2 separate regions of the Mus musculus genome follow, and region 1 is linked to region 2. Evidence: chromatin loops called from intact Hi-C (ENCODE). Cell type or tissue: left cerebral cortex. All regions are shown on one strand. Links, peaks and the distances in the headings refer to the core of each region. The heading gives the core; the rest is flanking DNA. Region 1 overlaps Pdzrn3 (PDZ domain containing RING finger 3). Region 2 overlaps Gm34335 (a long non-coding RNA gene).

Region 1 (15,383 bases), core at 3,286-11,285, 180 kb before region 2:
ATTATAAATAATGTCTACCTACCACTTTGAAGGGGCTCCCCCTAGCTCTCTCTCCACATTTTAAATCTGATCATCCTAAACGTGCCCTGCAAATCTAATACCATACACAAAAATACATTAAAACTTAATTCGGCAGGTAACGTCACTCACTACCAAGCCTGATGACCTTAATATTTCAATTCCTGGGACTCACATGGTGGAAGGAGAGAAATGACCATTCAAAGTTGTCCTCTGACCTTCACACACATACCTTGAATTTCATATGCACATAAAAATACACAAATAAATTTAAAATGCAGTAACACATTTAAAGGCTCAACTTTTTAATGAGTGGGTGTGGCTTACTGTTCTCAAAGCCCCCATACTTTAAGATAAATACATAGCTACCTTATAAGGTCGATGAAGGTGACTAATATTAAAGGCATTTTATCTGTATTATCACCAAGGGTTTTTTGTATTATTTTGTTGTCCTTAGAAAATTATCTAATACTTAACTTTTAGACCCAATATTCACGTGAGAAATTTGGTGAGAAATTTGGTGAGAATACTCACTTCTAATTTATTTTTAGTTTTGAATATGCCTTAGGATCTAGTTAAATCTTAAGGTATGAGTATGGGAGAAATATAAAACAAATTAGAACTCCCAGAGAAACACAGTGAGCTCCAAGAATCCTCCTGTCTCCACTCCTGAGTACTGTAATTTTATGTGTCCATCGCTATGTGCAGCTTTTTTGGTGGTTTCTAGGGAATGGACGTGGGTCCTCATGTTAGCACAGCACAGTGAATAGGTTACAGAAGTATTCTCCAGCCCCAAGTCTTTACTTACTAACATGACTAACTCCCTGAACTTTTCATGCTCTCTTGTTGAATGTGCTCAGAGGGAATCAGTCACTGTGAGCTGCACAGGGTGGACCCATGGCTTTATTTTTTACATTATTCAAAGCCAGATCGTCTATGTTTGTGTCTGTTTAGCCACAATGCTTGCTATCTGCTCTTGGATAAGGAGCATACAGTTTTCTCACTTCTGAAATGAATAATATAACCAGGTGTTATTTAGCTCACAGAGACAGTTTTTCTCTAAAATCAAACCAAACCCTAAATGGAAACATTTTAAAGATTTTTTTTTCATCAATAAGTTTTGATCACTGGTAAAGTCTAAACAAATGTGAACAACGTAATTCAAAGGAAAAAGTGCACTGCTCACCATTTCCAAAAGTTCTCACCCCAGAAATGGAAATCTATACAGAGGATGAATAAAGCCAAACACATGGACTTGGGCTAAGATTAGACTTACTGACGTCAGCATGGTTTTCAAGACATGCATATGGATGAACGATGAAGAGGAACCGAGTGAATAGCTGGTGTGTGTGTGTGTGTGTGTGTGTGTGTGTGTGTGTGTGTGTGTACAGATACACAGAGACAGTTTTTTAGAGACTCTGTCAACTAAGGATGACTGGAAGCGATGAAAACTCCCATCAGCTGAAACTGGTGCTTTATTCTTATAATTGTGGCTATCTGGAATGCTAAGGCAGTATGACTGTAGGTTCAAGACCAGCCTCAGCAACTCCATTATACCCTATCATGGAATTAAATAAAAAGAGGGCACTGGGAAAAGCTTCGTCAGAGACTGAGGAGTCCACCAGGACCTACCAGATAGTTCCCAAGCCATGGTCACACACAGGCAACCCTGGTTAAACACAGTGGGTCCCAAAACAAAAGGACATAATGTGGGAATTGAATTGGGGTGTGTGTGTGTGTGTGTGTGTGTGTGTGTGTGTCTGTGTTTCTTGTGCTTTTTCTTTGGCTCTTTTTCTATTCCTCTTTTTTGTTTTGTTTTGTTCTATTCAAGTTTGGTTGCTTTTATCTTATTTTATTACTTTTTCCTCTTTCTGTTTGTCTTTTTTCTTTCTTTTTTTCTTCCTTTCTTTCCTTTAGATGTCTGTTTGTCTTCTAATGAGAGATAACGAGAAAGGATGTAGATGTGGGTGGGTGGAGAGAGACTAGGAGGAATTAGGGGAGGGAAACCCTTAATCAGAATATATTTAAAAACACAAAACAAAACAAAATTTAATCTGAAAGAGTAGACTTGAAGCATTCTCACCTCCCCCAAAAGAAGATAATTAGGCAAGAAAATATTTTGGTATGGAAGACAAAATCAAAAAATTATTCTAAGGTGAAGAAACTCAAGAAATATGAAGCCTGAATGAAATCGATGGCAGGTGTGACGGTTAATCTGTCAAGGTGACATTTCCAGAGAAAATGAACTGAGGTGGGAAGGCCCACCGCACACGTGGGTGGTATGGGTGCATTGACTGGGGTCCTGATTGAATTAAAGGGAGAACGTGAGCTGAGCACAGCATCCACCTTTCGGCTTCCTGTCTGTGGATGCGGTGTGACCTGACACTATGCCCTCCTCACTGCGATGACAGCACCCTCATATGCTAAGCCAAGACAGAGCCCCCTTCTGCTTCTCTTGTCCTATAGTTTGTCACAGTAAGAAAACTCACTCATACCACAGGGGATTTTCTTTCACTATAAAAGAATATTACAGTAAGTAGTAACAAAATGTGAATCAATCCTGCAGGTGACAGTGCTGTCACTGTTAACTTCCTGGTTTATATAAACATTTTGATTTTTGTAAGAATTTGTTTTAATTCTCAAAAAAACAAAACAAAACAAAAAGAACACCCCCCCACCCCCCCAAAAAAAACAAAAAAACTCGGGCTGCAAGAGGGTTCAGCAGGAAAAGATGCTTGCTGCCAAGCCTAGCCACCTGAGTTCAATCCCCGAGAAACCCTGCATGGTAGAGAGTGAGAACCACCTCTCCCCTGCAAGTTGTTCTCTGACATCCATCCACACATGTGCATGCAGAACACACTCCTAGACACACAAATGGATATAAAAAATACTAACATACTTATGAGACTGGTGTTCTGTCTACTGAGAGGCACACTGTACCCGCATAAGCAAAGATAAACAAATAGAGCCAGCAAAGGCTGAAGTAAATGGAGACGTTACTATCTACACAAAGAATTCACAGACATTTGTGCCTGTGAGCCTGAAGTTACATTAAAATAAAAGGAAAACAAGTCAAAACAAACAGTCTCCCAGTCTTTAAAGAAAAGAAAAAAGGAAAAGAACACTCCATCATGTTGATTCATATACCATTCTGCCACTTTCATTGGTCTAAGAACATTATCTTCCCTATAAAAATACACACTGGTGACCCTTGTGCTGCAAACTAAGCAGGCTGGCTGCGAGGGAGGACCCTGCTTGGCTTTCTAGGGAACCTGATTAGCAAGGACAGCACAGTCAAACACACAAAGGCAGAGAGGGAAGGAGCAGCTCTGCTCACCTCTGGGGCTCCACAGAGATCCTGACTGCTCTCGGGAGCAAGGTCTCCAAGTCAGAGTGCTTTTGAGACAAGTGTTGTGTTTATGAATTCTGGGAACAGAGGGTGCGACGGCTTTTCCTCTACACCCACAGAATCACATTTGCCGGCTTGAACAAAAAGCTATTTCAACCACACAATTGCTACAGCCGTTTATCACCACCCGATGCAAGCCCTAGCCAAAAGATTGAACTCAGATCTCCAATTCATAGAGCTTCAAGATATAACTCATTACTATCTACCTATGTATCTGCTTATCTATATACATATATAGATATAGATATCTATATATGAGGGAGAGAGATACACACATATGTAAGAGAGGGAGAGGGAGGAGAGGGAGAGGGAGGGAGGAGAGGAGGAAGGGGAGGGAGGGAAGGGGAGAAGGAAGGGGAGGGCTAGGGAGGGAAGAGAGTGTACAGTACAAGTTTCAAAGTGAGCTTGCCAGGTTCTCTACTCCTAGGCTTTCTGATGTGTGTTTTTTTTTTTTTCCTCAATGGACACTCAGCCAAAGGAGGTGTTCAGAGAGCTTGCCAAACACACTACATGATAAGAAACTGGAGCAACAGAGAGGTGGCTCAGTGTTGTGTTGGCTGGACTACAGAAAGATGGCTTGTTCCCTGCCTGGCACACCCTGAGGATTTTTGAGGCTAATATTGCTTTTACATGTTTTTACAACTTTTGTTCTTTCCTGTCATTACGTCAGACTTGGGTAGGCTCTGATTAAGTCTAAACTCCAGATCACAGAGATGCGCTCTGCTTGTGAGTATCCTGCTCCCATCAGTTAGCTCAGGCTTCGGGCACTGCAGAGATTCTTCTCATGTTCTCAATAATAAGAGCAGTATGCCTTTGAGAACCTTGGGGGTTTTAAGGTCTGAAAGTCTTATACTCTCTTTACCAGACCAACCCAAAACAAACAAACAAACAAACAAAACCAAAAACTTCTCAGATGCAGAAAGCAGAAACTACTGGTGAAGTTAGGGTTTCATGAGAGGACTATAAGATATATAGATAAATGTACTTTAGTTTCCTAATAAGAACAAGCTTATATGAAATTCAAGGAAGAATCAAGAGCAGAAGAAGGCCCAGAAGCTTTGGAGGTGGAGGGGGGGGGGTTAGGACCAAATGAGGATCAGAAGCCAACACTGAACATGGAGGGCTTGCTCTGTCTCTGAAGCAGAGGTGGGGGTGGATGGCAATCTACACACACAGACCCAGGCCCACAGAGGACACACAGTGCTAGCAGATAGCAAATGCTCCTGCCACATAAGCTTGGAGGGCACTTAATGCAAGGGGCCCAACAGTCCCAGCTCCTGCTTCCTCACCAGGCCTTGGCAGCACAGTCCCTATCCAGGACTGTCACTCAGGCAGTCTGGGAAGAAAAGGATGCTGAGAGCGCCATTCAGTGAGCAAAGGACTGTAACCCATTCAACACCACCGAAGGTTGCTTCTAGGATGGCAGTCCTCAGAGTAATGGTAAGCAATGCCCTGATAGCCTGCAGCTGGCCCAGCACATTGCATCTACATGAAGGTACACATCTTCTAAAGCTGCTGCTCCCAGATGCTCATGGAGCAACTCATAGGGTATAGTCTCACTCTGCAGAATGGATGAGGTTGCATCTCTCTCTGGATTTAATATCAGCAGCCTCTTGAAAGAACTAATGTTCCCACACTAGGGCTCTGCTAAGCTGGCTCACTGCTTTGAACATGGGGAGATTTGGGGTAGGAAAACAGGAAGCCTAACTCTTCCCATGATGAAACACACACACACACACACACAGAGCCAGATTTGTGCCCCCTGTTAATAAACCCCAACACAGATGAGGTGAACCAGAGAGCCTATATGAAGTCCTGAGAATCACTGCATCGTGACAGAAGAGATTAGAACCTAATGGAGAAGGGCACGCTTTGTCGGTTGTGATTATACATGTAGCGGCTCTATCGGGATCTCCATTTCTGCCTCCACAGTGGGACATGATTAATATTTTACATACTGTCCAAAGGGGGGTGTGGCTTACCAGAAACCGTACTGAACATTTCAAACACAGATCATCGTCTGCCAAGAGAAAATCCTGCCCAGCTGGAGATTTCTCATTTGCAAAACTTAAGAGCGACAAGATTCCGTGACTTGGAGAAACTGGCTGTCCCACCGATGCCTTGGCAACACAGGCTGTACTTATCTTTTTGAACAATACTCCCAGAAAATGTATTTGCTTTCAAAAAACTATGGTAATGCATCTCAGGAAAGGGGCTGTTAGAGAAAATCTATTAATCTGGGCTGGAAAGTCCAAAACATAAGGTTCAACTCCAAGTTCAGATCCCACTTGAAGGTCAAAGGCAGTGTAACAATATTAATAGCATCCTTAAGTCAAAAATCGAGTATCTTTGAACACATAAGTAACCGCATGGCTCTTATCCCCAGCCTTAACTCAGGTACTTTGTTCACGAGGGAAGACTGAGTTCTGTCTTCCTCAGAGGACAAACAGTTACCCTGAGAAAAACCACACTTCATACTATTCAACTGGTTCACACAAAACTGAAACATTGAAAATTCTGTTTTCTATCTTCTTGACACTTTATGCCCCCTAGAAGATGCCCAAGAGTAACATAAACTTCACTTGAGGCTTAACATAAAAATGCCCAGGAGGTACGTATGCTGAACAAAGATGTCTGAGACAGCAGACTGCTCAGGTATTTGTGATGCTTTTCTGGCCTTCTGGGCAATGATTACGGCAATGGCTGTGGCTGTAGATGAGATTCTTCGGGCACCTAGCACGTCACCCTGGAACCTCCTAGCTACTTTTTCTCTAGCAGGGGATGAAACTATTTAGTTCCCAGAAATACTTGTTAAGTGGGAAATCTGACTGGTCAAAAAACCCAGCAACTCAAGGGAGTTAGGTCGTTCAAACTACAAGGAGATGAGAAGCCATCAGCCTCCTTTCCGAATTCTAGGACAGTACCTAATCTGTCACTTGAATGCCAAAGCGCTGTTTGGTGCTATTGAGGGATCCATCAGTGTCAGTCTACAAACCCGCTACACAGTAACTGAAAAAACTGAATCCATGCCTGCTGATGTGAGAGGATCCGACTGTCAACTTTGACCTGCTTGTCTCCAGGCGATCAAATCGTACAATGGACCTCAGGCAAGTAGCCAGGAGGTGAGCATGAAAAAGCACAGTGTCTGTGTAGAAGCTTTGCTGCACTCTGAGCACTAAGGAAAGGAGGACAACCCTTTCCGAGGCTGACACACTCAAACCCAATTTGAGTCCCAATTTGCCCAACAGGGGGCTGATTTCTAACTAGTGCACAAACCCTCAGATGGTTGTTTTGCACAGAGCTAGAAACGAGGCATAGCAAACAGATGCAGGTCTCCTTGGGATAAGCCAAACTGTGAACATGCCACACCCCCCCCCCCCCCCCCAATCCAGTCTCTCCTCGATGAACAGCAACTTCACACCAAGGCAATCAACACCCGATCAGGTTACACACCACCCGCAAAGTATACTGCTGCCTGCCCATCCCCACATGAGGCATCCCCAACCCCAGCCCCCTAAGCATCCCCCTGCCAGCCAGGCAAAGGTGGATGGCAGGCAGCCTATTCAGACACCAGCCAGTGTTCACATACCTCAATAATCCTGTCATGAATTTGCAGGCCTCCTTCCTTGGCAGCAGGCCCGCTGTCAACTATTTTGGATACAAAGATTCCTTCACTGGAGGATCCATCTTGATTGTCCTGTGGGTTAAAAAAACACAGGCGTGAATGCTAGGCATGGAAGCTGGCATGAAAAAAAAAAAAAAAACCCAAAACTTTGCTGCAACCCCAGCTTGTCAAAAGTGGAGTTAAGCGGGGGAGGAGTGGGGTGTTGTTTGTTTCCTTTAATTTCTGTTTTAAACTGAAACTGGCTCATATACATTGTAAAAATATTCCAAACCCAAGCCAAAGTTAGAGCACAGGAGGGGCGTGCTATCTTTGAGCAGCCATCCTCTCTGCTCTGTAAGACTTCTATTTCAGCATGTGCACGCTGTCCAAAATATCTTAACACATCACCTTCCTCAGTACCTAAGCAGGATCACACCGAGCCCACTCTCACAGCCCTGGCTGGAGGTTTTTCTTTTCACTTCTACTTGTTTCCTGTCCCCCTTCCTCCCTACTTTCCATCCCAGCAACTTCTCCTTTCTCTCTGCTCCCTCTTCCCACATCTTTCTATCCTCCTCCTCCTCCCTCCATCCTTCACTCCCTTCCTTTCTTTTCTGTCCTCTCTCCCCCTTTATCCCTTCCCCTCTCTCCCTCCCTCCATGTTTTCTTCCCTGCTATAGGTGCAGCTAAGCCACACCTCCCACTCTGCCCCATTTTCCCTGAGACTGAATGGAACACCAGCTTGGAAGTCTGGGCAGAGTCCGAAGCTCTTGTCATCTGTCAAGGGGGTGTGATAACCTCTGATTTGTCATTTTGAAACATCTTTGCTCACAGACACCTAAGGTGGAATTCTTAGCAATTTACATGACTGGGTCAAATTTGAGCAAGGGACAAACACTGCTGAATGGCTCCTCCAGAGACCAGCCTAAGATTTCACTAGATACTTCTTCTACGTGTTACCCATATAGAGAACTGCTATAGGGGTCACTAGGTAAGAATCTAATTATGAAAAGAGATATTTACAAATAAAGACAAATAGATCAGCTAATTTCTCCAAGTCCCTCCTTTCCCTAATTAGAAAAGGGTCCAGCCGCTCATTCTTGCCCTAGCTTGTGCACAAACTTCTGTCTACACAGCACTAAGACGAGTCTTCTCCAAGTGTTTAGAAAGTTCTAGTGATTAACAGATGGGTTTTTAAATAATTACACGGCGCAGCATGTGCTGTTTCCAAACAATAGCATCTGATAATATACTCGACTTACCCAAAAGGCCAACAACACGAGATGACTTGAGAAGGAAGCAGAGGATACCCCACAGAACTCTACCCAGCACCATGTTAAACTCCATCCCATAATGCAACAAGACCTATTTTAATAATACTCTCCCTATAAGGATATAAAAATACCATGGACAAAAATAACTAGGAAAATAAAACATTTTCTTCTTCAAACAGAAAAGAGAAACGGAGATGGGAAATAGAGGAAAATAGAGAGGAGAAGGGAGGGAGAGAAAGTAAAGAGAGAGGGGGAGGGAGGGAGAGAAAGTAAAGAGAGAGGGGGAGGGAGGGAGAAGAACTGTTCTAAAGAATGGCGGCTAAGGCTGAGACTATACATTCTACAGCCTCCCTCAGCGCTCATGCTCGCTCGCTCTCTCTTTCTCTCTCTCTCTCCCTCTCTCCCTCCCTCCCTCCCTCCCTCCCTCTCCTTGACCCTTACTGTTTCCTTCTGTGTGTCTCTGTATCTGTCTGTCTGTCTATCTGTGTCTGTCTGTGTGTGTCTGTCTCTATCTATCTATCTATCTATCTATCTATCTATCTATCTATCTATTTTTCTGTCATGCTCTATCTATTCCTGGGTCTCTTTTTATATATGCCAGAACAAAGAAACAAAAACCCAGGCTAACATGAGCATTAAGCATTTCTCCACCATCTATCCCCACATCATATGCAGGGCTCTGAGTTCCATCTGATTTCCATCAATATTTTCTTAGAAGTCGGGTCAGCACTGCCGTGGGTGCTGCATGAGGTTAGCTCTCATCACCAGCCATCACTACTTACCATCTCTGCACTCTGCTCACACTAACCCTTCCCCAGCTAAGAAGCTACAAGCATCCTTTCCTCTTAGCAGCCTCATTCATGCCTGCATCGCACTCCAGCTTCCTACAAGAGCATCACAATGCCAGCGCAAAAATGCATCAGGGTTTCTATTTCCTGAGGATTTGAGAGGCAGGAGGCACGTGTGCATTACTCAATCCTCACAATAGCCACAGCAGTAAGGGCCACTGTCATCTACCCCAGGGGAGGAAAGCTTGAATTCAGAAAAGCTAAATGATGTTTAAGGCCCATAGGTAAAGAGCAGCGGGTCTTAGTTTCCTAGAGGATCTTCCCAGACAATCCCTTTTTCAATGAGAAAGCTCACAAGCAGGGTTCAACATCTCAGTCTACATGACATTCCAATTAAGGAAGAGTCTCACTGGACAGCAAAAGACTTATAAGCAAATCGGACTTTCCATAGACGACATGCTGATACATCTCATAAAAGGAAAATGGCATTATCTGTGTTCAGCCATTTTGCATTATATGGCCAGAGAAGAGATGCAGCGTAAGCTTTAGTTTGCTTTGCAAAATACTACACGGTGCCTAAATAATTATTGTAAAGGAATGCAAGGAAGTTCAAGCAAAAATCTAAGAGGAACAACCAACACCCAACACCAGAATTTGGTATAAAACAGTGGTAAAGGGTGTGGCTGGGATGAGGAAAATACAACGAGGAGGCTGTGGTCAGCTAGTAAAGCGTTTGCCTTATAAGCATGAGATCCTGAGTTCAACACCCCAGAACTCCCGAGAATACACGGGCACAATCACACACACACACACACACACACACACACACACAGACAAACAGACAAACACACACACATATACAAACAGACAGACACATACACACACATACACATATACACACATATACAGATACACACATACACACACACACACATATACACACATATACAGACAGACAGACACAAACACATACACATACACACATATACACACATATACAGACACACACACAAATGCACACACATACATACATATACAGACAGACACACACACACACACTCACACTCATGCGAGCAAGCAAGGCATGGCAGCACCAGATCGCAATCCCAGTGCTGTAGAGGTAGAGATAAGTAGATCCCTAGGGCTGGCTGGCCAGCTAGCCTAGTCTACTTGGTGAACTCCAGGCCAGGGAAACCCTGCCTCAAACAAACAATGTGATGTTCTCTTCAGCAATACAAATACTAAAACCAGAACCATACAGATTCAGAGATTAGCAAGGCCTCTCCACAATGATGACAGGCAAGTTCATATTTTTAAAATTACGGGTGAGTATATAATTCGGTACTTTGGTACTAGTGTTTATATATCTAAAACATTAAGTAGAACAGACTGTTTAAAGAAGTGATGCTGGGGGTGTGGGTGGCACACGCCTTTAATCTCAGACCTTGGAAGGCAGAGGCAGGGGGAATCTCAGTGAGTTTGAGGCCAGCCTGATCTATATAGAGTTCCAGGACAGAGAGGGTTACACAGACAGGCCCTGTTTCAAAACAAAACAAGAAACAACAACAAAACAAACAAACCAACTACCCACACAAAGAATAAGAAGAGTGATTTAAGTGACTAGTCAGTTATTAGTGTATAATTTACAGGCAATACAGTCTATCCTTTTGAAGTTAATAAAAACCATGTGGCTGGTGCTTGAGGGACAGTTGGAGGGGCCCTCTGGCTATAATGCATACATAGGTGTGCATATGTGAGCACACACACACACACACACACACACACACACACAGATACACACCTGCACACATATGAATACATGCACACAGAAAGCACCAAAGTGAAAGAAAACCAGTTGAAGTCCATTCCTGACAGCCAGATTTTCCTCTTGGGTATCTGTTTTCTCTCTTAGTTTGTCTGACTCCTCTTCTAATATACTCCAAGTCTGCTCTGTTAATCAAGATGAACTAATGTACCATAGGATTTGTTTTATTGTCTTGAGTCAAAAGAAAAACAAGAAGGGCTGCTTTCATTCCAGGAGGACCCAGATATGAAATATACTTGCTCAAGGCTTAAATGACAGGATACTCCTGACCAGCTAGTGCTTCTTAGGGGACATGAGAATTGATAAGTAAGTGATGGGGTTTGGTTGACGGTATTTTACAGAGACTCGTGAAATGATAGTCCTGATGTCAGAGGCCTTGGGCTAAGCTATTTCACTGTCCAACCAAGCATCTCATAGGAATGCCTTGGGAAAAGACACCACTTATACTCCTTTCAACTTTCAGACCTGATAATGTGTAGGCCTGGCTGCTTAGCTCTGGTTCTACTAAAACTCACTCTGTAGACCAGGCTGGCCTCAAACTCAGAGATCTACCTGCTTCTGCCTCTGAGTGCTGGGATTAAAGACACATCCCTGCCCTTGGAATTCAGTTCAGCTTTTTCCTGCGTACTCAGAGACCTGCCAGCCCCTCCCACTCTGTTGAAGTGCAGAATACATTTTAGATTTTGATATGCTTTTCCTGCTAATTGGAAAACTTGTAATCAACACTGCAGGAAACACATCAATGTGAAACCGAACTTCCTTCTGGTTTCTGCTGTTCAGAATGTATGGTTTATATTTGCATGCATCTGCATGTAAAGAGTGCTCAAGCCTGTGTGTGTGTGTGTGTGTGTGTGTGTGTGCTCAAGCCTGTGTGTGTGTGTGTGTGTGTGTGTGTGTGTGTGTGTGTGTGTATGTGTCATACTCATGCCAGGTCTCTTCATCAGGTAAGTCCTGGGCACCAAAGTCAGGTCATTAGGCTCAGCAGCAAACACCTTTGCCCACTGGACTAACTCACCAGCAACTCCAAACCTCATTTGTTTCTTGAGACCAAGTCTCTTACTGAAGCTGAACATGTCATTTGAGCTAAGCTAGCTAAAGTAGCCCAGACAGATAGGAATCCTCCTGTCTCTGCCCACCCTCCAGCATTAGGGCTACAACCTCTGGCTTTCCATGTGGATGGTACGGACTGAACCCCATTCCTCATGTGTGTTCAACAAGCACTTTACCCACTAAGCCATCTACTCAGTCCCCATATAGACTGTTAGCTCAGGACGAAATCAATAGAGAACTTTTTAAAAGGCTACAAAATCAGGTTGGGCTTGTATTAAATCAACTTTTTAAAACTAAAAGAAGTGGAAACACACACACACACACACACACACACACACACACACGCACACTTTGAAAAGCAGAAACCAACTTCTCAGGGAGGAGGAAAAACCCTTCACCCCTCCTGGGGTGTGGCTGCCAAACAGCCTCCTGGACGCAGCATAATGGGTTTCTCAGCAATCACCACCCATGCAAGTGCCTCTCCACACCAAGGTTTTGCAAACCCTGGGCTTTGATGTGGTTCCACCTAGGGCAGAGACAAGGTCTTCCTAGTTCAAGCTCTGTCTGCTGCAGAAGTTTCTGAAACATCTAGTAAGGGGAGTGGATGGCGGTTTCCAGAGGTTGTTTAAATCTGACAACAGAAGGTGGCAGACGAGGGAGCACCATCACCAATGCAATCCAACCTATTCTCTGTGCTAAGAAGACACTTACATGGTCTCTCATCAGTTTGTTTGTTTGTTTTCTGATTTCTTCTTTTAGGGTGCTATGCAGGCTGGCTGAGGACTCTAGCACTGAGCAATGCCCTTCCCCTCCCCTGTTACAAATATGTCTTTTTATAAGTTGGCACAGATCCAAGCCCCTCTTTGTTGTTAGCTGAGGTCAAATGCTTACAGACTGAGGCCTGCCTGTCTCCTTCCCCCTTCCCAAAGCTGAGGCTTCAAGGGATAGATCAGAATCACGCAGAGGCGCCCAGCCTGGGCTCATCAAATACAAGAGGGAATTCAGAAAAGCCCCAGCCTCACACGTGCTTCTCCAGTTTGGTAAGATTTCCACAAAGATGATGGGAATCTGTGAGCTCATTCCTCTGGTTTACTAAAGTGGGAAGGGCTGCCGCCCCCACCCAGCATTTAAAATGTTGTCCCAGACAGATGACGTTCATCATTTTATCTACTACATATCGTCTCTGACAAAGCTGTCAGTTTTTAAAAACAAAACTTTGTTTTTGAAACTGTGGTTTTGGCTAAAAGCTACAGAAATTCCACCATAAATCTCCCGTCACTCCCCTTGAGTGAAAACACGGTGCAGCGAGTCGCTGCCCACACTATTTCAGAGCCCAGACCCAGCACTGGCTGCATCCCTTTTTGATCACGTCTCTGCACATCCCTCAACTCGAATCACTTGATTATGTCGAGCTGCCCCAAATCCTGCCCCTGCCCTAAAGGACCTCAGGTCTTGTAAGCACTGCCAAATCCACTGTTTTCTATCTCAGTGATCTTCAAATACTTTCAAAAATGTGTGTGTGTGTGTGTGTGTGTGTGTGTGTGTGCAGACAAAACACAGTTTATGAACCCAGGCATAGGGGTGCTTATGTAGAAAAACAACACTCAGGAGGCTGAGGCAAGACGATCACATGTTCTGGGCCAGAGTGGACTCATAGCAAGGGCCTATCTCTAAACCTAAACGTTCCTTTAATTGAGCAGGGTCCTATTTGTTTCCAGAACTCAGTTCAGTGGTCCTTCTCTCAGATGCCTTCTCCTTCAGAGCATCTCTAGTGGCATGGCCCTCTCCTACTCCATCAGTCTCTCCATGAAAATGTGAGCCCCAGGAGGGTGGGTGAGACATCCCCAGCTCTGCAGGGCTGGTACCTTCTCCTACTTCAGGATTCAACCAGCCATCTCCTCTAGGTTTTCCTGACTGCCACCATTTCCACCCCATTTTCCCCAGTCTATGGTTGACACGTAGACTTGTTTTGTGCCTGACAACCCCAATCCCCACCCAGCAATCACTCCCTGACTACAGGGTCCCAGTCTCTTTGGCCTCTACTGTACCTATCAGTTTCTAGCAAATAACAGTGCTCAGTGTGTATTTGTTGAATGAGCAAATCTTGTTTTCTCGAACTATTTTTAGTTGGTAAACAAGGTCTAACAGCACACACGGTCAGTTCTAGACCAGAGGAAGAGACAGCAGGCACTCAGTTGATTCTCCTCAAATGCTGAGAGTCTGAAGAGCATCCCTCGTCATCCCCAGAACTCTTCCTTGAGCCATTTTCCTCAAAGCTAAGCTAGCAGACAGGAATTTGGCCTGTCCTTCTAGAGCAGGGACCATTGAGGGATGAGATGGCCAAAGAGCTGACCTGGGAAGAAACAAGGAAGGGACTGAACCTTGTCTATGAGTAATGCCAAGGTGGCAAAGCATAGTTCAAGCTGTCACTTCCACATGGGGCACCCACAGTCTAGCTCAGTTGGGAGGTAACTGGTCATTCATGTCTAGCTACATCCATATCACACAATTCCATTCAGCCCTCCTGCTACACAATCACCAAGGCAACCGTAAAGGTCAATAGTTTGAAAGATAGGGATGAGGCCAATGTTGTAAAGCAAGAGTAAAAAATGTCAGACACATATTACTGATCAACATGAACAGCCCTGAGTGTGAAAACATCACACACACACACACACACACACACTATCGACAGAGAATGAAGCTAGGGGCCATCCAGGCCTCATCCTTGAACTCTCTTACAACCTCCACAGAGGAAAAAAACAAAAGCACAAAACATTTTAGCAATTAACATACCACACAGGGTCGGCCGCCAATGATATTGAATCCCAGGGAGCCAGAGTCCCGATGCAGGACAAGAGTCAGGCTTTTGGTCTCTTCTCCCTGCAAGACAACAAACTAGTTAAAATGTTGATTTGCACACAAGAAATTGAGGGTAGCATTTTCTTCTTATGCAAGGAGACTCAAGACTATGGAGCTAATTGCTTTATAAATTCTTATCTCTTGAGAAGTTTGGCCAAGGAAACATTTAGAACCCAATCTGAAATTCAGCCCTGCCTTTAGGACCTTGCACACATGCCTGGGATGACCACAGAGGAATGTCTGGAGGCGTTCAGACAGGCCCCCAATCATTCATTATCGATGACTCCTAGGTCTACAGATGCAGTCTTCTTTTGGCCCGCTGGACTCTGGCTGTCTAGACAGCCACTCTCTGTTTCTCTATACTTCTCAAGGACAGCATTCATGTCACATCATGAGAGGGTCAAATGGCAATCCTCTCGGAAGTGTGAGCACATGCAATGACCTGTCAATATCATCTCTATTTGGGAGACACAGTGTGTGTGTGTGTGTGTGTGTGTGTGTGTGTGTGTGTAAGCAACTGACAGATGCAAAATGTGAACTGAAAGCAGAAAACCCT
Region 2 (15,383 bases), core at 3,004-11,003:
GATACATCTGTGCACATTGGAATGCAGGAGCATCAGGGTCCACTCTCACTCATCTTTGAAACAATGGTGGAAAATCAGGATATTTGTGTCCACTCTAAATCCAAACGTATAAGGAATGACCTAGAGGGCTCAACCTGTCTTACACATGAACATTATTTGGCTTGCATGATGTTGGCCTAGCCCATGTTTAAAAATTCCTTTAGAAGTTGCTTGACTTGCCAATATGTTTAAAAAAAAAACTTTCATTAAAGTAAAATACATGAATATAAAAAGGCAAAACTGGAAATTCTCAAGGGATTTCCACAGAGGACACACCTGAGTACTTTTCATGAAGATCAGCGGTCTTTAGGACCACCAGCACTCCCAGATTTGGCTTATACTTTCTACAGTACAGTAGCTGATGTTTTGACGTATGATCATAGTAAATGGTCTATTTGTCATCAGCTGGTAATGAGAAGACTTAATGCAAAAACCGGAGACTTCTCGTTTGGCTTGAAATATTAAGGCATCTAGCAACACTGGGCTCATGTCCCTATAGGACAGTGATTAGAGAGATGAAGAAGTACTGTTAATAAGAAATATCTTGTTCTATGTGCTACTAGCTCCACTACTCCCTGTACTCAGGCCCAAATGGCAACTGTCTTCAATCAATGAATTTGCATCTCTCTCTCTCTCTCTTAATATAAATATAGATAAATATATATGCAAGACAAATATATGAATGACATAAATATACATCTTGCATTTATAATATAAGTCAAAATAGAGTTAAGAGTAAGTAAAATACTTTTTATTCCCACTCAGATTCTTGAATTTACATTCCCAAGCCTTACCTCTATAGATATTTAAGTCTGAAATCCCTTCTAAGAGCCTGAGGATTCTCTGTAAATGTGTCAGTCTCAGAGAGCACACCAATAAAATGCACATTTCCCTGTACTCTCACACAACACTGCTCATATCAGATGTGTGATGTCAACAGGGTGACATATTAATCCGTATAATTGTGGCACCATATGCTTAGGTTAGAAGCAGGACTCCCCAAGATAGCACCCCCCCCCATACCAATTATTCATTCCATGTTGTCACCTTTGCTTCTGATCCACTGACTATAAACCCAAGGTCTCCATGACATCATAATCAGGTTGTGTCATTTGTCTGAAAGGTTACAACATTCAAGAAAACACTGGTTAATCCTTCTTATTTTATAATTGAGGGAACAGCCCAAGGACAAGTGATTTGCAGAGTTGCATATGACAGGATAGGGGGTCTCAACATTCTCTTTGGGTACACAACCTTCCAGGCACTTGCCTGGGTTCAAGAACCTAGAGACTCATCACATCTCGTTGTTTCCAGAGATTAGTAGCTTGAGCTGCGGTTCTTCTGTCCATAAGTGAGTGGAGGTGACTAGTCCCATCCTAAAGTCACCTAAAGGCCTATCTTAAGTAACTTTGATAGTGTACACTCAGATTCTGTGAGAGGTTTGTTAGGAATAACAGAAGTCATTCCTACTCTTCAGGCAATTCCAAAGGCTTTAGGGACTGTGTGTCAAGACACACAGAGGCCAAATGTATTTCTTACTATATTACAATATTATCTCTGATTGTTTTTTAAGAAAGAAGAGCACTATGTTAATTCTTTCTCATTCTGACAACTCAACTTCCAGGTGCCAAGGAAGTGATTGTATAGACTTGTCAAAGTTCATGGGAAAGGAAGCAGATCCCACTCCTGGCCAGACTTCTTTCTTTTCCCCAGTGTCTTAGTCCATCTTATGTTACTACAACAGAGTACCTGAGACTGATTAATTTATAAGGAACAGAACTTTCCTTCTCACAGTTCTGACACCTGGGGAGTTCAAGGTCAAGGGGTCTGTTTCTGGCAAACACCGTTTTTTAAGGCACAACTCCATGATGGAAAGGCAAAGAGAAGGCAGGAGAAAAAGGAGGAAGAAATCATTTTTTATAAGAAACCCACATGCGGAATTACTCTCAGATCAAATGACATTATTCCCACCGAACACCACACCCTTCACGCTAGGTTTCAAAGATTCTTACAATGAGAATTAAGTTTCCAATATTGACTTTGGGGGAGCACACATTAAAACCATAACACCCAGCTTGACTTAGTGTTGTGGACCCATGAAAACCAGCACAGGGAGGGAGCAATGCATGGAGCCTAGTTGGGTTTGCAGGAATGTTCTAAAGATCACCCCTTGCAGTAGTTCTGTCTGGTTTTAATTTGCCCTCAACTTATATACCAGGTAGTACATACTTACATGGATAGATGCCGGCCTGGGGAACTCTAAGATCAAGGGAAATAAACCAAGAGCAGGATAAAGGAGGGAAGAAAAAACCCCCAGTAAAATAGAAATTGAGTCATTTTGGGAAATTGAGTGAGGGAAAGGCATGGCCTTTCATGCAAGGCAGGCCCAGCATGAATGCCATTGGTCTAGGTTTTACCCCCTTGGTTTAGGGAGCCCCACGGGCCTTGGGGAAAGCCACTTTGATCCCACTGAGAGGAAGTGCTTCATTCCTTGATAAATAACACAAGCATGGCCTGGAATGATCCCCCCGAGGTGATACAGGTTGAGACTTAGTTTGAGGTTGTGATTAATGACTCTAAATTAACAAGAAGTTATAGGCCAGATTTTGTCAGCACTGAAGTTAATATCAATGATAGATTTACTTTGCTTCCAATGTTCCTAGGTAGTTAGAAATTAAATTTAGGGCTGGATAATGTTAACAAGTGGTGTTAGTAAAAGTGGATATCCACATGCAAAAAAAGCCAACACTAGTTGACCCTATTTTATCACACACAAACACACACACACCACAATATGGATTAACACATATAAGTAAGATTTGAAACTATGAAACTCCCACAAGAAAAGTGAGAAGACTTCCCATACAAGCCTTGGCAATGATTTCTTCATATTACTGAAACAGCACAGGCAATGAAAGCAAAAATAGGCAATTGGGATACATCAAACTAAAAAACATCAGCATAGCAAAGGATACAACTAAGAGTGAAAAGGAAGCCAACCCATAGAGTATCTCATACTGTGAGTCAAGGGAGCTAAGAGCATTAATCATTAGTAACTTGGCTGGATTTAGAATCATATAGGAGACACACCTCTAGGTGTGTCTATAAGGCTGTTTCCAGAGAGGTTTACCCCAAACGGAAAGGCCCACCCTCAAGGTAGATGGCACCATGTCCAGGTGCGAGGGCCCAGACTGAACCTAAGAGGAAGAAGGGAACGCCAATTGAAAATTACAGTTTCACTTGCCTTGCTGACATGAGCAAGCAGTTGCCAGTGCTCGCACTGTTACAGAGCACTCCACTGCCATGCCCTCACCACCATTATGGTGTGCATCCTCTCAGACATGAGCCAATATAACCATCCTTTTCTTAGTTCATTTCTCATCACACACTCAGTCACAAACAACTTGAAAAATAAGGAATACTATCCAAAACAGCCCAAGAACTTGTTTGATTTAATTGTGAAAGAAAAAGACAGACCTGGCCTGGTTGGTGGTGACACACACCTTTAATCCCAGCACTGGTAAAGCAGGGGCAGGAGAATCTCTGAATTCAAGGCCAGCCTGGTCTGCAGAGCTAGTTCCAGGACAGCCAGGGCTACACAGGGAAACCCTGTCTCAAAAACCAAACTAAAAAACCAAACCAAAACAATATAACAGAGCCAAACAAAGAATCAGACAGAAACTCAAACTAATTTAAAATACGCAAAGGATTTGAGCAGACCTTTCTCCAACAAGGTTACAGAAAATGCTACCAGTTCTGTGAAGAGACACTCACAACTCTCCAGGGTGATACTGTTTTAAATCTGTTAGGATGGTTTTAAAACAAACAACAGGCAAAACAAAAGATAATAAGGATTGGTAAGGATGTGGAGAAATGTGTGGTAGAGTGTAATATTAATCTCCTACCATGGAAAAGCATATAGAACAATGTTATGGTTATTTAATCTAACAACACTTCTCCTGAGGATTTTCCCAAATAATACAAAATAAGATATCAAAAGTCAAATCATTATTCTTATTGATCATCAATGTATCCTTCACAAAAGCCATGGTAATGAAGAAATCAACTGAATGCCCACCCAAAGGAGAATTGATAAATAAGATGTGTAATATGACATAATAGAATATTATTCTGTTCTTAACGAGAAGAAACATTTCCCACATGGACTAATATCAATGAAGTGTTGGATACTATGCTACATTTAAAAAGTTGGTTAGCACCCATTTGTGTGAGACATCTGGAATAGTCAAACACAAAGAAACAGAGAGCAGAATTGGTGGTTGTGGATGCTGAGGGAGAGGAGTTTTTATTCAATGGGTATAATATTCAGTTACAAATGATGACTGAGTTCTAGAGACCAAGCCAATTATTAATAGTGTATAGTATATTTAAATATTCCATAAAGAGCTGAGCTCAGGTGTCTTCACCAATTTTCTTTTCTTAATGAAGATGGGATAGACAATAGGAACTTGAAAATGATTTCATCTGTGAGACTAGTCATTTTTCCCAGCTCTGCAATATACTAGTCAGTTTGTGTTAGACCTGCAGTAACAAACACCACGGCCCTCATTAACCAGACCTTTCCTTTGTATGTCAAGTCTTTCGCTAGGTACACAAAGGCTACAGCTCATGCAATCTCAAATTGATCCTCATAGACACTGGGAAATATTATGGGATTTCCCAGTTTTACTAATGAGGAAATGGAGCTTAAAATTTGTCAGGCAACATGACCAAGGTGCCAAGCTAAGTCACAGCAGCACGTGGCAGGATGCCCAGCTACACCCTCCTTTTCTTTTAGCCATTATTAAAGAAAATTTGCCCTGTGCCCTAGAGGCCAACTCCCTTCCCCCAAGTTTCTAATCAAGATGACAAAGAAAGATGGAGTCCCAAGCAGGTGAGCATTTGGCCTGACTGGGGCTCTCCTCTATCAAATTGTATGAGGTGTTGTCACATGAATAATAATTGGCCATCTGGGAGGAAAAGGAGGCTCTGAACCCTAGGTTGTTGGAGCCTGCTATGTGCTCCTTTGGTCTCTCTTGGTAACTCTTTACCAGGAAGTAACTTGCATCTTTGGTGCATTTTTTATTTCAGAACGATTACTGCTAAAATGATCTGAGTTAGGAATGTGAGAGGATTCTGGCCCCTTGAGCATTTGTATGGAAATAAAAAGCAAAGCTGATTCTCTCTACTCCAGTTTAAATAAAACCACAAGATGAGCTCAGCCTGCACCCTCCCCCACTATCCCTACCTCCGCTCTTATGAAAGACCAGCAATTCTTGGAACACGGGATTACAACAGCGCTTCTTGCCTGACGTTCTCATCCTTACCAAAAAAAAAATCTTTATAGTCCTCACTATGTGCTGTGTTTGGCCTCTAACTCTTTTTAAAGGTCTTGAGACCCCAAACATATTCCCTCTAAGCCTGTTCTATTGAAACCTTTGGAAGTGTGTACACTTCTCAGAAATGTAATTGGGATAATTGGGATGCTCTGCCCACCAGGGTTTTGTTTTGCAAGAGTCAATTGATGTCATGTAAGTCGTTCACTTTTCTCCCTTTTCTTCCCAAGTCTTTTTAATCTTAGAACCAGGAAGTCCCATTTTGCCAGCAGACGATGAACTGTAACCACAGAAAGTTGGAGGCGGGTTCAAAGCCGGCTTGAATATGCTTTAACTTTGGCAGAAAGCATTTGCTGCCCCCTCATTTGGGAGGAACGCCTCAGTAGGGAGTGGGATAGATAAGGGTGTGACAGGGCCAGCTATGTTATTGGTGACACGGCCAGTGGGCTGTCTCCTGTTAGTCCTGTGTGGTATGTGTCAGGGAAAGCAGTCTTGTTCTGGGAGGTTCTGAGCAAGACCGAAGAAAACTAGGTTTCATTTTCCACTCAGACACTGTTGTGGAAAGAGTGAGTCGCTCTGCTCCTTGTTTCTGTGCCCAGAATAAAGGGGCCACTATTAATTCCTTCATTCTGTTTGAATAAGAAGAGCTAACACATTCAGTGCTCAAAACAGTGACATAGTGATGCTGCCTCACAGTCCCCTGTTCTTTTCCTGACAAACTCTCTTGCCACTCAGTTTTTATCTTTCCATAATACAGAGAAGCTCACAGGCATTGACCGTCTTGTGGCCTTTCGTCTTTCTCAATCATGTCGATGATGCATCTTTCCACAGACTTTACCTTTGCTTCAGGATACTGGGGAACTTCAAAACTTCCTTAATTGAAGATATATATATATATATATATATATATATATATATATACATACATATATATACATACACACACATATATATATATATATATACACACACATATATTCATCTATCTATATGTATATTATTTTCTTCAATGCTGTTGCAAAGAGTTTGTCACTCTTCTTATGTTACCTATGTTTTGTTTTGTTTTCATGTGTGTGGAATGTGCTTATAGGGTATATATATGCATTTTGGCATGTATGTAGGAGCATGTCTGTGGGTGAGCCCTAGGTTTGACACTGAGTATTGTCTTTAATCAGTCCTCCCTTTATTAATCAAGACAGGGTCTCTTAACGAGCCTTTATCTATCAATTCCGGTTAGTTTGGCTAGCCACCTTGTCCCAGGGATCTTCTGTCTTTGGCTTCCAAGTCTGGGATTAAAGACAGTTGCTGTACTGCTCGCCTTTTACATAGGTTCTGGGGATCTGAACTCAGATCCTCACACTTGTATAAGCAAGCACTTTATCCAATGAGACATCTCCCTAGCCTACCCGCTCGCTCCCCTGCATATATCAGTCTAACAGTACATTCTAAACTAATCACTGACTCCCATGAATTGGATGGTCCTTCTGATCAACCTTGTTCAATAGAACTCAGTCATGGTAGAAGTTCCTACATCTGTGTTTCTAATACGGCTACCACTAGAGACATTTGGTTGTGATTGAACACTTGAAGTGTGGCCATTGTACCCAAGGAATGGATTTTTTTAAATTTTACTTTAATGCTAATTGTCAACTCCCAAAGCTTAGAAGGCTTGTGATTCCTATACTGAGGAGCACAGCCTGAGACTGGACCCTCCTTGAGGCATTACCACCTATGATTAGCAGTGCCTAGCATGTATTTGCTGCCCCCTCATTTGAGACTCAGTTAATATTGACTTCATTCACTGCTGGATTTATGTCTGATAATAATGCTACCAGAAAGACAGTAGTAACTTCAGCCATTTCATCTTTATATAAAAAACAGGTAGAAAGCAAAATGAAATCATCTGACAGTGTAACATGGTTATGTGGTGTTGTGTTTAGGGACCAGGATGTGGGATGTTTCAGATAAATCCTCGGTCCTGTTATTTTACTGCAGGACTTCAGTATATGTGAGTGAATTCTTATGTAAGTAGTTGCGCATGCAAGTTACTGGGGGGAGGGGCAGCATTTTATAGTCAGCTAATTGTCTCCATACAATTAGACATGCAAAGGCTTGCTCATATAAAAGCCAACAGAAAGGAAATAGGAGGGCGTGGGGGAGTTGGCACACCGCTTACAGATCATTAGTATTGTGCACATATTTAAAGGCTATATTGGCTAAATGGATCTCTTTTAAAAGAGAAAGAGTGTATCATAAAAGAAAGATTACAATAGCCAACAAATTGGGCAGCTGCTCTGCTATGTGAGATTGTTAACTTTCAGATGCTGATGGCCTCAAAGTTCAGAATCACACGGCGAAGGAGATGCTGCCACCTCCTGGTATTTATCTGCAGTGAACCAGGATTTCTGATGCTGTGGCTCATTGTTCTAATTCGCATGATTTAAAGTTGCATATTAAGAGTAATTCTAAAATTACTCTACTTTGGAGAGGAGAACATTACCACGCTTCAGAATTTCCATCTTTGTACCAATAAATATAGCCATCTGGGTGTTTTCAAATTCTCATTTAGCTAGATTCATTTAGCTGATTCATGACAAGTGTTCCCTAACAAAGGGCTGTCATTCTGTGTCAATGATGGAACTGTGCATCTTTGTGGACACTGATCAGGCTTTGTACAGTTGCTGACTTATTGAATCAAACCCATTTTTGAATCTTTCTTAACACTATACCTGAAGCCACAGGGCCGGGCCAAAGAGCTATTATAATTTTATAGAGCCCGATAATTTCATTTGAATGAAAAATCTTGGTAGACTAATCAGTGCTGTTTATCAGAATTCAGAAGCTGGGTTGACATCTTGAGTAATCAGAAATAGCCAAAGAGATGAGAGATTTTGAGCTTTCATAAGTAGGGCTCTCTATATAGAAGGTTGTAGATTTATATAGTGCTTTAAGATGAGAATCACATGGGGGTTTTGGGTATCTCCACATGATCAAGCTGCTGGATGAAAAGAAAGAGGTATCAATGTGGAGAAGTGAATGAGGAGAAGAAAGAAGCATTTGTTTTTGACGTGTATATAAATAAATTTCAATGAAAAAATGGGTGGTAGGCAACCCATGCCCAAATCATCAATGTCCATCACATGTTTTAATGCTCCTTGCATTAGTCGCCTTTTTCTTTGCTAAAACAAAATAACCTTTGAAAACAACTAAAGGAAGATTGGGTTGATCCTAGCTCATAATTTGAGGATGCAGTGCATCATGACAGGAAGTGAATTTGGGCAGGAGTGCCAGGTAGCTGGTTACACATTTCTGCGGCCACAAACCAGAATGTTGACTGCTGCAGCTTAATTTGCTTTCTCTTTTTTATTCAGTTCAGGACCCCAGCCCATAGGTCTTCAAGCATCTAGAACGCCGTATCTAGAAACTCCTTCACAAACAAACCCAGAGGTTTATCTCCTAGGTGGTTCTAGATCCTCTCAAGCTGTCAATCAATATCAACCATCACACTCCCCTCCCGGTAGGGTTCAGCTGCCTCTCTGGATCATCAATTGACCTCCCATCATCTACTCAGCCATTTGTTAAAAAGATGTCCCTTGTATGTAACCTCCTAGAGTTGCATTAAATTGATCCATGCTCACTAATTCATGGATTCAACTAATCATTTAAGTAACACTGCTGCACATATACTAACCACCTGATATACTATTAAGGACACCAAAGAGCATGTGATATAGCCCTTGGCATTAAAGAACACATTTTTTTCCCCTCTTGTGTGTTCTGAAACACAGGAGCTATGTCAAACACTTTACATCTCATTAGGTATTCATTTGGTCAACAATATTTACAAAATTTACTGCTGTGTGTCAGACATTGTGCTAAGTGTAAAGAAGAAACAATGTTGAGATAGGATTCCTCACCTCGTAGATGCTGCTGTGCCTTGGGAAAGGAAGGTAAAGAAACAATGGATCAAACCATGGTTTTCTGTACTTCCCCAGGGCATTTTGGATAGTCAGGGCTTGATTTTCTATACTGCAAAACCTCACAGATGTGACTAGGCATGTTGTTTTTCTGATAATGGATGTGGGTGTAGCAGTAACACATTTCTTACCCAAATCTCTCAAAATCAGGATTTTATGTATTTTTTTGTGATGTTTTCTCCAGACTTCCATGGTATGTTGTATCTTTCCATAGTCCTTTAATATTTTCTTTTCATTCAGTCCACATAACTTCCTATTTTATAACTGGGATGACACCTGGCATGACATAAAGAGGACAGAGATGTGGGATGGCTAACACATGACTGTCACCGCAAGTGTTGAGACAGTAGCCTGTGTATCTCTAAGAAGAATAGGTATTATCCAAGTTAAGAAATCAGAGGGAAGGGGACATGGCAAAGGATTATGGGTAGAAAGAACAATGTTTTTAGAAGCCCCAAGGAAAACTCCTGGAATAAGAAGTCTTAGGTCTATTTTTACACATGAACAAGCTGAGGTTAACCTGTACTTGTGCTTGATCTGAACTTGGAACAAAAGGAATAGGATGAATTTCCTGCTTCTGTACTTCTACAAAATACTAAATGTGGGATTCCCATATTTCATGTGTAGCTTACTCACTTACATTCCCTTGCAGGATCAGGGACACAGATGTAGCCTTCAGAGTTGGTGAGCATTTGAAGACTGCTTTTAGTTTCCAGTGGTCACAAACAACCTCATCTATGCTTATTCTAAAGATGAAGAGATTTGTTGGAAGGCCTAGCTTTTCATGATGTCAACTTCAAAAGATTTAGAATCACCATGGAAACAAATCTCTCAGTATGCCTGTGAGGGTGTTTCTAGGTTAGGTTGATAGAGGATGAAGGACCCACCCCATGGTAAGTAGTATCATCTCACTGGCTGATTTCCTGAACTCAAGAAAAAATTGAAAGTGTTTACATCTCTTTGAGCCCTGGCTTTCATCTCTCTCTGTTTTCTCACTGTAGATGCTGAGGTGACCAGGACCTCATGCTGTTGCTCCTGTGCCCCGTTGCTCTCTCTAATGGACTTTACCCTCAAACTGTGAGCAAAAGAAGACTCTTCAAGTAGCTTTTTCAGGTATTGTGTTATAGCAACAAGAGCAATAGGAACAAGAAGAACAACAAGAACAAGAACAAGAACAACAACAACAACAACAAGAACAACAAGAACAACAACAACAACAACAACAACAACAACAACAACAGTAACTAACATAGGCAGACACTGGGGAGAGGAATTGCCAGGCCATACAACAACTGTAAAAGACAATGGTAAACACTTTCAAGAGTCAATATTCCAACTTTGGTTCACACCTGCAGTTTACAAAAAACCACCCCTTCCGCATCCTTTAGAATGCGATTTAGTAAGGTATATCTTTTCAAACTTAGCCAGTCTGATGGGTCGAATGCTATCCCACTGTGATTTTAATTTAAGGTTCCTTCATGACTAGTGATGTTAAGCAACTTTCTGTATATTTATTGGCTGTTTTCCCAGTACTATTTATCAGATGGCCGCTTCTTGGCATCTGGTTTAAGGTTAAGCGCCTTAAGGATGAATACATCTAGTTTCCAAAGACAGTGCACTGTTTTTACAGTTCTCCAAGTTCATGGTTCTCATTAGTTCTTTTAACAGAGACACCCTCTAGATTTGTGGGGCTCTGCTTTTTCTCACTAAGTGGCTCTCTCGGGCCAAACTTTCTATATGTGGATTTGGTTCAATAAATGTACAAAATCAAGGACAGACCAAATAGAAAGCCACTAAAGGCCATTGGCTAGGTCATCAAATGGTCTCTTAGATGGTGGTGGCTGAACACTAGCCTAGGAAAATATGTGTATCTTCCCATCATTTTCTAAGTAAAAGTCTCAATGGACATGTTACTGTGAATTTATGATGTTCTTTGAGGAGTTTGGGTTAGTTCTGTAATAAAAATCCTGGCTTATGGAGACACGCGTCTGGTTCCCACACATTTAAGGCTAAAGAGAGCACAACTAAGTTTTCTTAAGGTCAGCTTACTGATGTCTCCAAGGATAAAAGCCACCTTCTGATTGAAGTCTTGCTTTCATCATAGTTTTGGCAAAGGATTCCCAAGTTCCATTCCCCCGGGATGATCAGCTAGAGTTTTCTTTTGTCTCTTGTTATGAAGAATTCACTTTGGCAGGGATGAAGGGTATTGCAGGCCTTTCTGTTTTAATTTCAAGATTTTTACAATCAGACCCAAGAAGACAATTGTAACCAATGAAAACCATCCACTAGGAATAGAGACTAAGATACAAATACATGCACAATGGCAGCCATGGACAGAAAATAGAAGCCTTGCTTTCAGCTTTTGCCAAAGATTGTTTAGACTTGAGATTGAAAGCAAGGTTAAATCTGCATCCACTACTTTTGCTAGCCTTGAGCCAGAATGAGCTAAAAAAAAGATGCTAGTCTATCACTATAATAGCACTGTATCTGTAGGCCTCCGAAGATAAGCTAGTAAGTTGTCACAAATGTTTGAACAACTTTCTTTATATTACCTATGATTCCACTTGTAAGGAATAGCTGCTGGTTACGCTTGTCCTAAGGAATGGGAGAATTTTCTGGTGGAATGTTCTGTTCAAGGCTCACAGACTCAGTGGGAATATGGGCAGGCAGATTTAGATCATGGGTCAGAATCTGGTGAGGTGCAGAAAGTTTGGCCTCAAGGGCCATAGATCAACCTTATATTTCATTCCTCAAGGTACTTGTCTTTGAGACAGGATTCTCATTGGCCTGGAACTTACCAACGGACAGAAGGCTATGCTGTCTGTCCAGTAGACACAAGGAGCTGCCTGACTTTGTCTTCCCAGGACTGTGAATGGGTGCTGAGGATCCAAGCTCAGGTCCGCAAACACAATTGGCAAGCACTTTATCGACTGAGCTATTTCACCAATGTCTTTCCTTGATTCTTCTAGCTGCAGAGCTGAAGATGTGCTGACTCCTGACCTTGCTTCAACATTGTTTGTCATCTCTTTCGTGGATTCAATGATTTGCTCAAGATTCTTCCAGTAATGGAACATTCTTTTACTTTCAACCTGAATACTCTAATCATGACCCTAAAGATGGGAGATGGAATCCAATTTATTTTGTGCTACAAGAATGAGGGACAAAATACCTTAAGGCTTTCCATCACACTAGGAGACATATGCAGTTCCAGAAGAGACCTTTCTATTGGCTGATTTTCTGTCTCCATCACAATCACCCATTTACTGCTTGTAGTCACACAGACAGACCCTGGAGAATAGAATACACTGGGCATTGTGTGCATACCCTGAAAAGATAGATGTTGAATTATGTGGATATTTCACAGTCTTAAGGATTCTTAGGAAGAGCTTAATGGGCTACATCAAAGCATACATAAGTTTCTTCTTTACCTTTATTCGAAGCCATACTGACATTATTGGTTATATACTCAAAGTTGCTACATTAAATCATCTTAGCTTGTTAATTGTTTTAATTCATCTAATACTTTGGAGAAAATAAGGTGGAATTTACTGGATTATTTTATGGATTCAAATTTGAATCTGTGTCTCAAGGAATCGCCTGCTAGGGTCTGGGTCTCCAGCATGGTGAAGTTGAGGTGGTAGAAATTTTAAAAGGTGGGGGCTGGTGAGAGGAGATTGAGGATGCCATGTTCCTTAAGGGACAATGTCAGTCTCAAGTTGAGGTTAACCTCCTGAAAGTGAGTTGTTATACAATGCAGCTAATCCTGGCACTTGCCTCCTTCTGCACTCAAGATCCCCTTCCATTCATCACCATTCCATAGTATAGCCAGAAAACTATCCCCAGGATGCTGGCACCATGTTCTTGAACCTACAGAACAGTGAGCTAAATAAATCTCTTTCCCTTATAAGGCACCTAGCCTCAGTTATTGTGGGGCAGCCACACAAAGTAAAGGAATACAAGTTCCTGTTACATTGCTGTCCGTGATAACACACTTCCTGCTGACATAATCAATCACGTTTTATCACTACAGTCATAAAAGTCAACTCACTTCCCAGTTGATTATTCAGTGATTACTTTTATCAGTGATCTTTCCATACATTTTAGTATAAGCTTATGTTATCATTAGCTTCTCAAAAGCTGGAATTAGGTCAGGTTGATGCCCACAGTTGCTTATTTAAAATATTTCTGAACTTTTGTGCTTATCTTTATTATTTCTCCCTTCTTCTGGCTTGGGTTTACTCTGTTACTCTTTTACTAGCTTCTGGGGCTGATCAAAGCTCACCTGCTTTCACATTCATGCTTTCTTCTCTTGGATATATTTTAAAGGTTACACATTCCTCTCTGAGAAGAGCATTCATTATACAAATGCTGTTTTCTGGCCAGTTATTTCTTGTTTCATTGTCCTCTTCTTTTACTAATGACTGATATAGCAGGAGGGCTTACAGTTTCCCTGTAGATACATTTGTGAGAGATGATGTCTTCTATTGAGTTGTAATTCTATGTACTTTTGTTAGAGAACATATTTGGATGATTTAAAGTCTTTGATATTTGTAGAGCTTCCTTTTCAACATCTTGGGTGATGCCATTTTCTTTTTAAATGTTGTATACTCTTTTGAAGAGGTCAAAATTGCTGAAGCACTGAGCATGAATTCTAAAGCATTATGTGTAACTTGCTAATTGTGTCACATCATTTATATCATTAGTGATTTTTGGAGCTTGAACGGGTAACTTCTGAGGCAATCATGCTAAATACCCCAATGACTATAGACTGATTGTTTCTCCTTCTCTTTTTCTTTTTACATCCATTCCAGGATTCTGTTTGGTGCATATAAGTTCAGAATAGATATACATTCCCTCATCTTTTTATTTGTATTTTATATGTCTGTGTGTGAGTATGTGCACATGCATGTGGGTGCCCATGGAGGCCAGAACTGGATATCAGAAGCCCTGGAACTAAAGTTATAGGTAGTTCTAAACCACTTCCCACATGGATGCTAGGATTCAAAACCTGATAATCTGAAAGGACATATTTTCTCCAGCCCCAATACTTTCCCTCTTATCATTAACTATCAGACTTCTTGTTTGACATTGCACCTTACCTGGATCCCTTGTTGGCTATAAATTTTGTTTTTAATATCCAAATTTGATACCTGTTCCTTTTAATTGGCAAATACTCTTTATGAGTATTTTATGGTATAAGTACATTGTGAATTTTTTCTATGATCTTTGAATTTCTCCTATGATTCTCTTAATTTTTAAACTGAGTTTTCTTTCCTCCCTTCTTTAGACTTGAGAGTTGCTTATGTTGCTAGCAAAGAGTTCCTTGAGTATGTTCTTGTCCAAATATTAATGGTGGGGAGGAATAGCATGTTGTCAGTGGAACCTGCATTTTCCTGCCCAATTCTTTCAGCCTGCTGCAAAGGACCTGTTCATTCATTCTTTTCTTTTGCTTGTCTAATATTGACTAAGAGTTTGCTATGTCCCAAATACCAGATAATCAATACTGACTATGATGATGTACCTTCTGCCATTATAGGGCTTAAAGAAAGGAGATACAGGGTTCGCATGTATGTTTACATAATTATACCTTTTGTTATACTGAACACACTGAATTCTTAGATGGAGTGAGAGAATAAACAAAGGAGTGAGGTTGACTCCAACCTGGCAGTCAGACTTGCTGAGAAAGGTACATTTCAGTTGAAACATATGCAGAATTGGTGATGGGAGTTTTCTGATAAGAGTCCCTGATACATAATACTTTTTCATTCCTCAGCAATGTAACACTGTATGTTAGCTAGATGTTGAGGAATTTTAATCCAGCAACGTGACTGCTCTGGCAAGAGATCACATCCAGAGAACTTCTAGGTCCATATGATGTGGCTGAAATACAGACATGCCCTTAGTACATATCTTTAATCTCTAATAATGACGGTAAGGTTTGTAGAAGGGAGCAGCCATGTTTGAAAGTGACATCCAATTGAGGGGCAAAATGATGAATCAAACTGATTAGAAATAGGTTATGCCCCAACTC

The links. Hi-C counts contacts between places; a loop is a spot of excess contacts. Peaks named below come from ENCODE experiments on the same cell type or tissue, not always from the same donor. Only the 100,000 strongest peaks of a DNase experiment are listed, where the experiment ranks them.
Region 1: it touches region 2 in a loop (2.7-fold over the local background); 3 of 42 quality-filtered maps call a loop at or near these places.

The regions. Positions count from the first base shown.
Region 1 is chr6:101,347,378-101,362,760 of GRCm38, forward strand. Pdzrn3 (PDZ domain containing RING finger 3) reads right to left here. Exons shown (of 10, transcript NM_018884.2): 2 at 14,762-14,848; 3 at 7,017-7,124. Among named protein-coding and RNA genes, the nearest start is that of Pdzrn3, 23 kb to the right of the region's middle. In left cerebral cortex, for the core only: a CTCF peak has its summit at 6,674; DNase peaks (open chromatin) are centred at 3,412, 4,018, 4,924, 5,466 and 5 more places; H3K27ac peaks cover 2,841 bases.
Region 2 is chr6:101,526,837-101,542,219 of GRCm38, forward strand. Gm34335 (a long non-coding RNA gene) reads left to right here. Exons shown (of 2, transcript XR_869335.2): 2 at 10,354-12,854. Among named protein-coding and RNA genes, the nearest start is that of Gm34335, 15 kb to the left of the region's middle. In left cerebral cortex, for the core only: a CTCF peak has its summit at 7,752 (motif pointing left); DNase peaks (open chromatin) are centred at 4,867, 5,265, 5,747, 7,739 and 1 more place; H3K4me3 peaks cover 285 bases; H3K27ac peaks cover 1,356 bases.